2 separate regions of the Homo sapiens genome follow, and region 1 is linked to region 2. The links are chromatin loops, found by intact Hi-C in ENCODE. Cell type or tissue: IMR-90. All regions are shown on one strand. Each heading gives the region's core, and the rest is flanking DNA. Links, peaks and the distances in the headings are about the cores only.

What was found. Peaks named below come from ENCODE experiments on the same cell type or tissue, not always from the same donor. Only the 100,000 strongest peaks of a DNase experiment are listed, where the experiment ranks them.
Region 1: it touches region 2 in a loop (3.0-fold over the local background); 1 of 110 quality-filtered maps calls a loop at or near these places.

What each region holds. Positions count from the first base shown.
Region 1 is chr2:40,199,120-40,204,510 of GRCh38, forward strand. All of the region lies in intron 2 of SLC8A1 (solute carrier family 8 member A1), which reads right to left. The region is part of intron 3 of SLC8A1-AS1 (SLC8A1 antisense RNA 1); the gene reads left to right. Among named protein-coding and RNA genes, the nearest start is that of SLC8A1, 250 kb to the right of the region's middle. In IMR-90, for the core only: no CTCF peak of the experiment used is centred there; DNase peaks (open chromatin) are centred at 872, 1,612 and 2,522; H3K27ac peaks cover 2,515 bases.
Region 2 is chr2:40,124,950-40,130,340 of GRCh38, forward strand. All of the region lies in intron 10 of SLC8A1 (solute carrier family 8 member A1), which reads right to left. All of the region lies in intron 3 of SLC8A1-AS1 (SLC8A1 antisense RNA 1), which reads left to right. Among named protein-coding and RNA genes, the nearest start is that of SLC8A1-AS1, 210 kb to the left of the region's middle. In IMR-90, for the core only: no CTCF peak of the experiment used is centred there; a DNase peak (open chromatin) is centred at 3,112; H3K27ac peaks cover 4,673 bases.

The DNA of each region.
Region 1 (5,391 bases), core at 89-5,088, 74 kb after region 2:
CCATTTCAAAGTGAAGCTAAAAAGATGTCCATGTTTTTAGTTGTGGAATTTAGAGTATGTGATGGGGCCTACTTGGAATCCTAGTAGACAGAGGAATTAAATAATAAAATTTGCATTACTCAGATCTATCATAGTGGTGGAAATGGACACTGCTCACCTTGTGAGCCTTGAATGAATCAATGTTGGATCACTGGCTTGCAATGGATGAAGCTTGGCAGGCGTGGTCTTCCTGAAGTGGCACTCCTCTAGACCAACACATGATACTCTTATTCCATCATAATCATACTACAGAGAATAGACCCCCATAAGGACCATAAATATTGTTTGTCTGTACTGTACTGCAGGTGATCAAAACTCTGGCAACCAATAGGATTTATTTTCTAGAGGACAGATACTACTCCAAAACAATACTAGATCAAAAAGGAAGGCTTTAAAAATTACACAGAAGTGTTTGTGGCAAAGATCCCTCTTTGTATGTGTAGGACTATAGGTATTAAGATTCGGAAGCAAGCAGAACAAGTTCTGCTATACTATTTGCCAGGAATCTATGTCCTCAAAATTCCTCTCCTCATTTAGAAAAACACAATTACAAAAACTCAGCCATAGAGTTTGCAGTTTGACATGTTGCTGATTCTACATGATAATTGATCACTTCAAAACTGACAGGACTTACATTAGGCTCTTGTTCTTAGTTTTAGTTTTAACAGGGGAACCAGGAAAGAAAGAAAGATTGCTCATCAGTGGCCATATTTGGCAAAGGCAAGACTCTCTTCCCCCAATTCATTCATCCTGATAGAGATTGACACAGACCAGATGTTATTCCAATGTTAAAATTACATTGTTTTCATAACAAAGTCAGCTTATATTACTCTTCAAGAGATCACACTAATGCTCCTTTGTATACTGTTATGAGGAGGGTGAGTTAGATCTTTCCAGAGGACTTGCCAAGCACAAACTATAAGAAGAGTTAAGATTTTCTCAAGGCATTCACTAGCTGGCTTACAATCTACATATCTATGTGTCTCTGCAGCACATAGAGGATTTCAAGTCATTGATATATATATATATATATTTATATATATATATAAATATATATATATTTTTTTATATATATATATAAATATATATATATATATATATATATATATAACCTCTTTTAGTAATTTCTGATACTTAGAAGAAATTACAGGTACTTGTTCTTCAGGTAGGTTGAGAGCTAGCGATTTCATTGGCTAGAGCTTTTTTGTTGCTTATTTTCTTTGTCCTTTCCTCTCAGGTCATGGTGACCTTAAATTATGATTCCAATGCTTAAGAGTTTTATGTGTGCTATTTTTCCCATGTAACATCTGGAACTTGGAAGGTAAAAATTCCAAATCAAGGGCCAGAATCCATATGGGCTCAGCACATGTAAACCATAATTTTGGAAGCTTAGTCCCTCTTAGCCCCCTTATCATTGCTGCATTCCCACTTACTATATCACCTCTGTGGCCTTGATGGCAAGTTTGGGAACTGAGAACTCCTGAAAATGCCAACAAGCAGTCATCTTCAGGGGATTCTAATAGTAAAAGGCCAAATGAAGACATTCCTTGCTGACCAAGTCACCATAACTCTTAAACTATTGCCGTGAGCCAGAAGAAGGAATTTTTTTCTTTTAGCTTTAGAGACTTTGTCCTTAATTGACTTCATGCTTCTTATTACTCACAATATTCATTTTTATATAGTCGGTTTATATTGTAGAAAACAACCCACTTAAATATTTATATATGATAAAACTGGTGAGTATGAGTGAGATTATAAAACAAGTTAATATATTTAATATTACAAAGAATGCTAACATTTCTTTATTTCCACACAACACTCTCTTCTCTTCTTTTATTCTCTTCTCTTTTTGCCTTTAAGCAAAATAAAAAAGACTCAAAGTAAGGGCGAGAATTATAATGCCAAAATACTCAGGAATATCATTCAAATCTTGAACGGAGACCCCCACTCCCTCAAAAAAAAAAGAAAAGAAAAAAGTTATCCATAAATAATGTACTTCTCCTTCAAGATTACTAGGTTATGTAAGATAAATGCCACCATTTTCTCCTCATGCTACTTAATCTAAGAAGTCTTATGATTTTCTGTTTTTCAATTTCTTATGTTTTCAATTTCTTGTGACTTGTCAAAGGTATGACTGGTTGGGTTCTAATCAATATTTTTCTACTCATTCAACACTATTTGGCTCTAAAACCAAAACAAAATTCAATTTACAAATATATTATTTTTGTGGTAAATTTTAGATTGTCTATTACTCCAAACCAGAGATTTTAATGCTAATGTTTGTTTTGAGGAGAAATGAGAATTAAGCTTGATCTTGATGATCAACCACAGCAAAATTATCTCCAGTTAGGAAACACCAGTCTAAATTGAAGGTATAGTATGTCTCCACTTTCCCTGAATGACTACATGGTATTTTACTAAGCTTTGCCTTTGTAAGTACACACAGAAGGGTTCTTGACTATTCTGGCTTGAAGAACTTATGCTGAAATGAGTCATGTAAACCATGGCAGAGAGTCACAAAACTGGAAACATGGAAGGCTGTATGGTCATAGAAACACCTTACCAGTAGAGTACCCTGAAGAAGACTTCTTGTTAGCATTTGCATGAGTTCTTGGTCCCCAAACTTACCATCAAGGCCACAGAGGTAATAAAGTCAATGGGAAAGCAGCAATGATAAGGGGGTCAGGAGGTCATAACACAAACTATTGGAGGAGTTAAGATTTTCTCAGAGCATTCTCTAGCTGGCTTACAACCTACATATCTATGTGCCTCTTTGCAGCACATGGAGGATTTCAACACTGAACATTTGAACATTAGATATATAAAAGCATGTGTATATGCATGCATGCTGGTGTGTGTACACATGCTGGTGTGTGTACACGTGGAGGTGTGTGCACCCTAGACCTTTTTTGCTATACTATCCTTAGAGGATGTGTTTCCAAAGATTAGATCAGCACCATGGAGCAAAGTGCAAGGAATGAAAATTAATCCAGTGTTAACAGCTTTATACAGTAAGAAGAGTAGGTCAAAATGTTTAAAATTCTCATTGGGATCTATGAACAATTTTTTATGCTATCCTCTCCACCTCAAATGTCCTACTTCCACATCCTTGCACGTCCAAATCTTGCTCAATCCTTTTAGATATAGCTGTTAGGACACCCCTTCACAAAGCTATCTGTGATTTATCACTCAGAATTACCTCTTTTCTGAATTTACCATCAGATTTTTTTCTGTAAATTCACATGGTATAGATCACTTCCTGACTTGTATGGTGATTATGTTTCTACCTGATTGTTAATAGTGAACTATAAACATCTTCAGAACAAAATCCCTGTCTGCTTCAACTTTGCATTTCTGAATAGAAGGGGAAACAATCAAGAAATATTTACTGAATCAAAATATATAATGGTGGCCATATATTTTATCCTTTTTTTCTAAGCTAATAGCATTTCTCCCACTCTTAAAAGGCATATGCAGAAATCACCAAGGGTGATGTGACAGCATAACATTAGCAAAGTTTAAAAGTACACAAGAGCTAAACTGTGGATACCCACACAAACAGGGAGAGACCTACTTCCTGGTGTCAATGAAATTACAGCTCTAAAGAGCCAATATGTCATTTAATTTAAAAGTCACTGTTCATGAATTGCAATTACCCTCTGGCCTGCAAGCATGTGTTCATAGCTAAGAAATTTTCTCTATGCCCAGGTAGAATATATTGCTGGCTTTTCCAGGGGAACCTAATGCCAAATAGAATGGCACCTACATAACCAACTTGAGGCATGCTTTAAAAAGTGTCCCTGTGATAAGCCACAAGAAATGACAGACTATGTTGAGGAACTCAGTGACTCTACAGCCATGCTAGGCTTGGAGCCCACTCAGACAACAACATGGGATTGTTGTTTTTAAGCCAATTGCTCACAGTCGATAAAACAAAAGGATTAAACTTTTGACAGACTTTCCCTATTCTCACCAACTGGCTAATGCTAGTGCTGCTTTGCTCAGGCCTCCTTAAGCATGTTTACTTGCAATTCCTTCCAAATGTCACTTACTAGAAACTGCATTCCTGATTCTGGAGGTAATAATCCTGGAGACACAGCTTTCATCAGCTAATGGGTAGTGACTCAGAGTATATCCAGAGACAAACAAATTAAAGAGCATGGAAGATTGGAGCAAACAGCTAAAGAACTTTGTTGTGATATATTTAGAAAGCAGGCATTCTGTTCCCCAATAACATTGTGCTAATATTGGTGCTTTCCATTTACTGGATTTGATTGCCAGCAAAACCTAAACAGAAATGTTTTACATCCATAAACTACTCCCAAATCATTGGTCTGAAAAAATGCCATTCTGTAATATGCCTACTGCTAACACTTCCATTAGTTGCTCAAGAGAAATGCAAGAATAGCTTAGAGGAGTCTTAGCCAAAAATATATAATTCTGACATATGGAGAAAACCAATGCAATAATTTACAAAAGATTAACTGTTAAAGTGCTGCTAAAGGTTGGGGGGATTACTTTAATCAAATGCCTGCATTCTAATATGGTGAGGGTTATTTTATTTTGAGACAGGGTCTTGTTTTGTCACCCATGCTAGAGTGCAGTGACATGACCATGGCTCACTGCAGCCTCAACCTTCTGGGCTCAAATGATCCTCTACCTCATCCTCTGGAGTAGCTGGGACTACATGCATGAACTACCACACCTGGCTAATTTTTTAATTAAAAATTTTTTTTTTGTAGAGATGAGGTTTCACTATGTTACTCAAGCTGGTCTCAAACTCTTGGGCTCAAGTGATCCTCTAGCCTTGGCCTCCCAAAGTGCTGGGATTATAGGTGTGAGCCACCGTGCCCAGCTGGTGAAGGTTGAAAACAATTTTACAAACCACATTTAAGTGAGGAAGAAAAACATGTAGAAAGATCCCTGTGTTCTTTAGATGACATTTGAAAAATGCACACATGCTTTTAAAAGCCATTTGTTGCACTTACTCTTCAGGAGGTATGCTTAAATGTCTGTTCAGAAAACATCTTAAATTTGGGATACATTGTTCTGTCTTTTAAGATTGCTTTAGACTGCTACTTACTTTAAAAGAATTGTGAGATTACTCTAGGTGTATGTTTATAAAAAATTCAAAGTTCAGAAAATTCCTGTAAGCCCCTTAAGAGCATTTTAATTGTAGCATTTTTCCTATGATCCTTTAAGAAAATCCGCTACGGGTTTTCAGATTATGTTTCCACCCCAGTTGAGAGTAACCACAATGACAACTATGTACTGCAATTTGCAGCAGAAATGACTACACATTTCTGCCCTTAGCTGAAAGAAAAACAACCATATGGACCTTGTTCTTAGCCA
Region 2 (5,391 bases), core at 292-5,291:
TTAAATGTCCCAGGATTTCACAATTTTAAAGGTGCAAATGGCTGAATGTAGATGGTGGTGAGATGGCAGGATTTCTTTTTGTTGCTTGCTTATTAACATTTTCTATTTACAAAGAGCATGTATTGTTTATTGCTTGTGCTACTAAAAACTAATAAATATAGGTTAAAAATAGACATTTAAATAGAGTCTCTCTGGGAAGGAGTGAACGGCTGAATTTCAGCTTTTTCCTGGTCCTTTTGGTTAATTCAGCATTCATAATTATGTTAGACAAATCCTTGGATGAAAAGCATCCTATATACTACACACAGAGCAGGTGCATCTCGAAGGGTGTAGCGGGGAGGAGGAAGGAGTGGAATAGAAGAAGAGGAGATAGCCTTGACATCAGGATCTGGCCTGGGATCCAGTGTCCCGAGGGTGCCTAGGACAGTCCACAATATGGAACAAGAATCGTAAAAAGCAACTTCACCCACTATGAAAGTTTGCCCAGGACCAGCTGTGAAGGGAAGATGTGTTTGTGTCTTCATTTTCCCCCACCTACTCGTGTTAAGCATTGAAGAACTGCAGAGCAGCACCAAAATCTTCTCTCTTAATTTTATATTTTGTGCTACAAATACCTTCTATTTTATTTACTAACAGTATGTTTTAGTGACTTCAACCCACAAAATTGCTTTGCATATTCACTTAACCTGACAAATACTTTTTACAGGCTTGTTAAGAGATTCATGTCCTTGAGATGTTTGGGAAGGGATTGTAATGCCCATCTTTCTTGGGCTCTTACTAGATACGTAACTTATAATGAAAAAAAGAAAAGAAAAGAAAAAAAGGCATAGAGCTCTACCTAAGCTGCTAAGAATATGCCATGAGCCTGATCTCTCAAAATGTTCTCCTTTTTCTCTCTCCCAGGGACGTAGGACAGTTTCTTGTGGATACTTAACAAACAGCTTTTGTTAAATATCTCTTATTTTTATAGATTCTTGTAATTTTCAGAGCACGTCCATGAATGTTATACTATCTGCTGTGCCTGACAATTCTGAGGAGGAAGATGGGTGGGAGCAGTTACCCTTAGTTTCATTTTGTCAGGGTGAGGAAACGGAAGCTCCTTAGGGGTCAGATGAATGTGAGGGCACGAGGTGGGATTAGAATCCACATCCTGTAATTTCTGGTGTTCAGGTCCTCATGCTGCCAGTACATTTCCAGGATCCTTCATCAGTTTGCCAGATAACAACTCCATGCTCTGAACATGATAACACATCTACGCTGACTAACTCTCAGGGCTGCTGTGGGTATCAAAGAGATGAATTATAAAAACATACTTTTAAAATGATGAAGCTATATAAATGTAGTTACTATGAAAGCATTTTTTATGTGTGTGTGTTAAATGCAAGGGGTCTATCTTCCTGAAACCATCATTAACCACTGGGATCTTACTGTGATCATTTGTTGGATATTCCAAAGTCCTAACTAATCCAGAATATTTAGAATGGAGGGTCTGTGGGAGAAGAATCCAGGGCAGTGGGATACCATCTGCTGAGAACAGAGGTGGTAGGGGAGCTCATATGAGAGTATCAAGTGCTGGAGTGAGAAGGAAAAATAATTCAAAGCCATTATTTGAAGTGGAAAGAAAATAACTTTTCAGTTTCTGGGACTAGACCTGCCTGAGTAAATCTAGGGGTGGGGTGGGGGAGGACACAGATTAGAGGTTTGAAGTGTGATTTGTTAGAGATTAGTAGTGTACAAAGTCAAAGTTTCCTATTAAAATACCCCCTCCCCCACATAAACACTCTCCATTCTATGGCTCCATGATCTCGTTTAATTTTCTTCTCAGCAGTGTTCATCCTCTGTGCTACCTGAAAGTTTATCATCTGTTTATAAGTACCAGTCTTACTCCACGGGAGTAGACATATCATCTGTCTTGTTTATCCCCCACCTCCGCCATGCCCAACACTGGCCAGTACATAGTGGGGGCTCCTTAAGTATCTGAGAATGAACGAAAAGAAATGCAGAATGGCTTGAAAGCCTATGCTTTGCCACTGGGTCATATTGCTTCCTTTGTTTTAATTTTTTAAATGGTATTTATCTCTTTTTTAATGACTTTATGAATGGTGTGGAGGAAAAACCACTTGAAAATTTGAGGATCAAGAATGCCACATTGCTTCAGAGACTCAGTTTGGGCTTCCTAGTTAGCTATTGGCATTGTCAAAATACAGTGTTTCATTGTGAATATTTCTTGTCATTAGTATTCCACTGTAGACTCAGTTCAGTTATAGAAGCTATAGATGAGAGAGCTTAATCTTTACTCTCAGGATAAGAATACTTGACATAGCAGAAAGTTATTGTCAGGTTCTTCTATGTGGTTTACCCCATTTCTCCCCAAAGCACAGACTAAACGGCAGGAAGCACGTCCAACCACTTCCAGCGCAGCCTCAAACCAAGTGCTGGTTCCCCTTGAGCAACCAGAACTGCAGTCTTCTAATGTGATAACTGGGTTAGTTTTGGGGTTCTGATTTGCCATATTTCACCCATCTGAAGGCTCATCATACACAGAATCCTTCACAGAAGGACATTTTCATGATCACTTGGCATAGTTGTGGTTACCTGCTTTTTTGCGACTATAACTCAGGAATCACAGGCTATGATTAATCCTCTGGTGGGCCTATCTGTGGACCCCAGTGGGGGTCATTTTAGTCTGGAGCTACAGCAAGCCTTTCTTGTTATCTTGACCCAGGATTTTTTACAATGATGACCTAATAATAGCTTATAATTTATGGAGGACTATGCCAAAAAGTCCCCTGGGCTCCAGAGAGGCAGGATGGGGTGGGGAGCAATCGAGGGAGAGAAAACAAATACAACACATAATTTCTTGAATGTAACTAATACAACCAAAATAAGCTGTTTTCTCCTTGAGTACAAAATACAGGATTTATAGATGCTGAGCTGAACAAAGGTTATAAAATACGGGCACTAACGGAGTTAGTGTTTTTAGATCATGTGCTAGAAAAGATGGGTGAACAATGCAAAGCATCTGATGGATTGAAATCCTTTTCTGGAATGAATCAGAGTATAAACAAGTAATACACAGCTTATGTTTCATTCCTGAGAAAAGGCAGGATGTGAGGTCTGTGTGCCGAGGAGCAGTGATGGGATTCCAGCTGGCGCTGTGCATAAATGCCAAGCACCATGATTTCATATCTATAATATGCACTACCCCAAACAGATATTAAAATTTTTTATGGCCACATGTAAGCTTTGCCTTTTAAATTGAGTTAGCATTTTATTTGTTCTCTTTTCTAAAAATACCAGTGGGCTTAAATTCATTTGTTTCTCATGCAGGGACCAGACATGGCAATGAAGTTTTGCTTTCTTATAGCCCCTATTTTCTTCTCTTGCATTTAGCAACAATGTGTCATTCTTTGTGCAGGGAGATCATGCACAGAGCCTCTTACCAATAGGCCTTGGTCTCTGTACTCTCTTCCTAATGGTTGTAATGGATTTGAATTGATTTAGGAGCCAGCAGTCAGCACCTACAGTATGACGTGCTGGGGCCATGAATGAGAGTAAGAAGCTCCATTTGTGAGAGTTGCCTCCTTAGCACTGTGTTGTGATCAACTGACTGAACTGGTCACCGACATTTGGCATTTGTCTATCATTAAACATCAGGTACTGCCCTAAGAGTCACAGTGCTAATTCTAAGCGCCATTGTGTGATCCCCACCCCCAGCAATTTGCAGTGTATGAACCAAGATTACTGTTGGGGGCAGGGTAGTGGAATTGTTTTAAAAAGGTGGACAAATCCATATATACACAAAACAATGAAGAACAAAAAATATCTCATGTAATTTACAAATATATAGAGAGAGATTCTGTGATGAATAAAACAAAATAATTTCAAAATCTTACAGAATCCATGGTAAATTCTGACACTATCATGTAGAGAATCCATGACATTTTTATATTAGAATTAGTCCTTGTGAAAAATAGAGAAAAGTCAAACCTATTGAGTCAGAAAGTACATCAGTGGTTGCCTGGGGCAGAGGGTGGAGATGAGGATTATCTGTAAATGGCCGTGAGGCATCTTACTGGGGTGATGAAATGTTCTAAAACTGGATTAGGGTAATGGTAGCAAGACTCAGTGAATTTACTAAAAATCATGAAATTGTATGTACTACAAATGGATGCATTTTATGGTATGTAAGTGATACCACCATAAAGCTGTTAAAAGATGCAGACTGAGACAGCATTAAAATAAAAACAACCCACCAGAAAACAGTGGTCCTTGAGATGTTTCATTTTTTTTTTTTTTTGAGACAGTGTCACACTCTGTCACTGAGGCTGAGTGTGATGGCATGATCATGGCTCACTGCAGCCTTGGCCTCCTGGGCTCAAGTGATCCTCCCATCTCAGCCTCCTGAGTAGCTGGGACAACAGGTGCATACCACCATGCCCAGCTAATTTAAAACTTTTTTTTTTTGTAGACACAGGGTCTCTCTATGTTGCCCAGGCTCATCTCGAACTCCTGGACTAAAGCGATCCTCCTGCCTTGGCCTCCCAAAGTGTGGGGATTACAGACGTGAGCCAGCACACCTGGCCACCTTCATTTCAAATGTGAAAAGGGAGAAATAAAAGTCATCAACTCAACATTATTTACAAATCATTCCTTAGAGACTGACACTCTTGTGAATGCTTCTGCTACACTCGATGCTCATTCCCTTTGCAATACACCCTGAGCCTCAAAAGAAAGGGAAATTTACACTCATTCACATAACACATGCATAACACCAACCCTCCAAACACAAAACACATGAACGCACACCTGTACAGCATGATGTTTCTACCAAGTGCCCTTGCTCTGGCCAACCTAGAGTATGTAAGAAGGCCTAGATAGAATAGAATAAAATATTTTTAGCTCTCTTCTCTTACACTGTGACTTTTATGGGACTGAGTAAAGTTGGCTGGTATGGGGTTGGGGCACTAATCCAAAGGCTCTGCAGGACTTCAGATTGGGCAGGACACATGCTGAGCATCCCTGCTCCCTGGACCACCTCCTGGTAAATGACATCATTGTTATCATCCTGATTCCCCTCCAGCTTTGTACTCAATGCCAGGTGCCCATGCAGTACTGCCCTTTGAGAGAAATAAGGAGTATGACTACCAACAAAAAACCCTTAAAAGTATTTAATAAAAAAACTCTTCCTTTGAGGAGAAAGAATAAAAGATGCAAAGAGCTTTGAAATGGATCTTTCCCAGGTTTTTACAGAATCTTTGGGTCGGCTGCATGCGGCCTATTCCCCACTGTTTCTTAGTATACGATAACAGGCAGTTATGGTGCCATTTATAGAGAAAATCTTGTAAATTCTGGTTGCTAGCCTTCTTTTGTTTCATTCTCTCCTCAAAA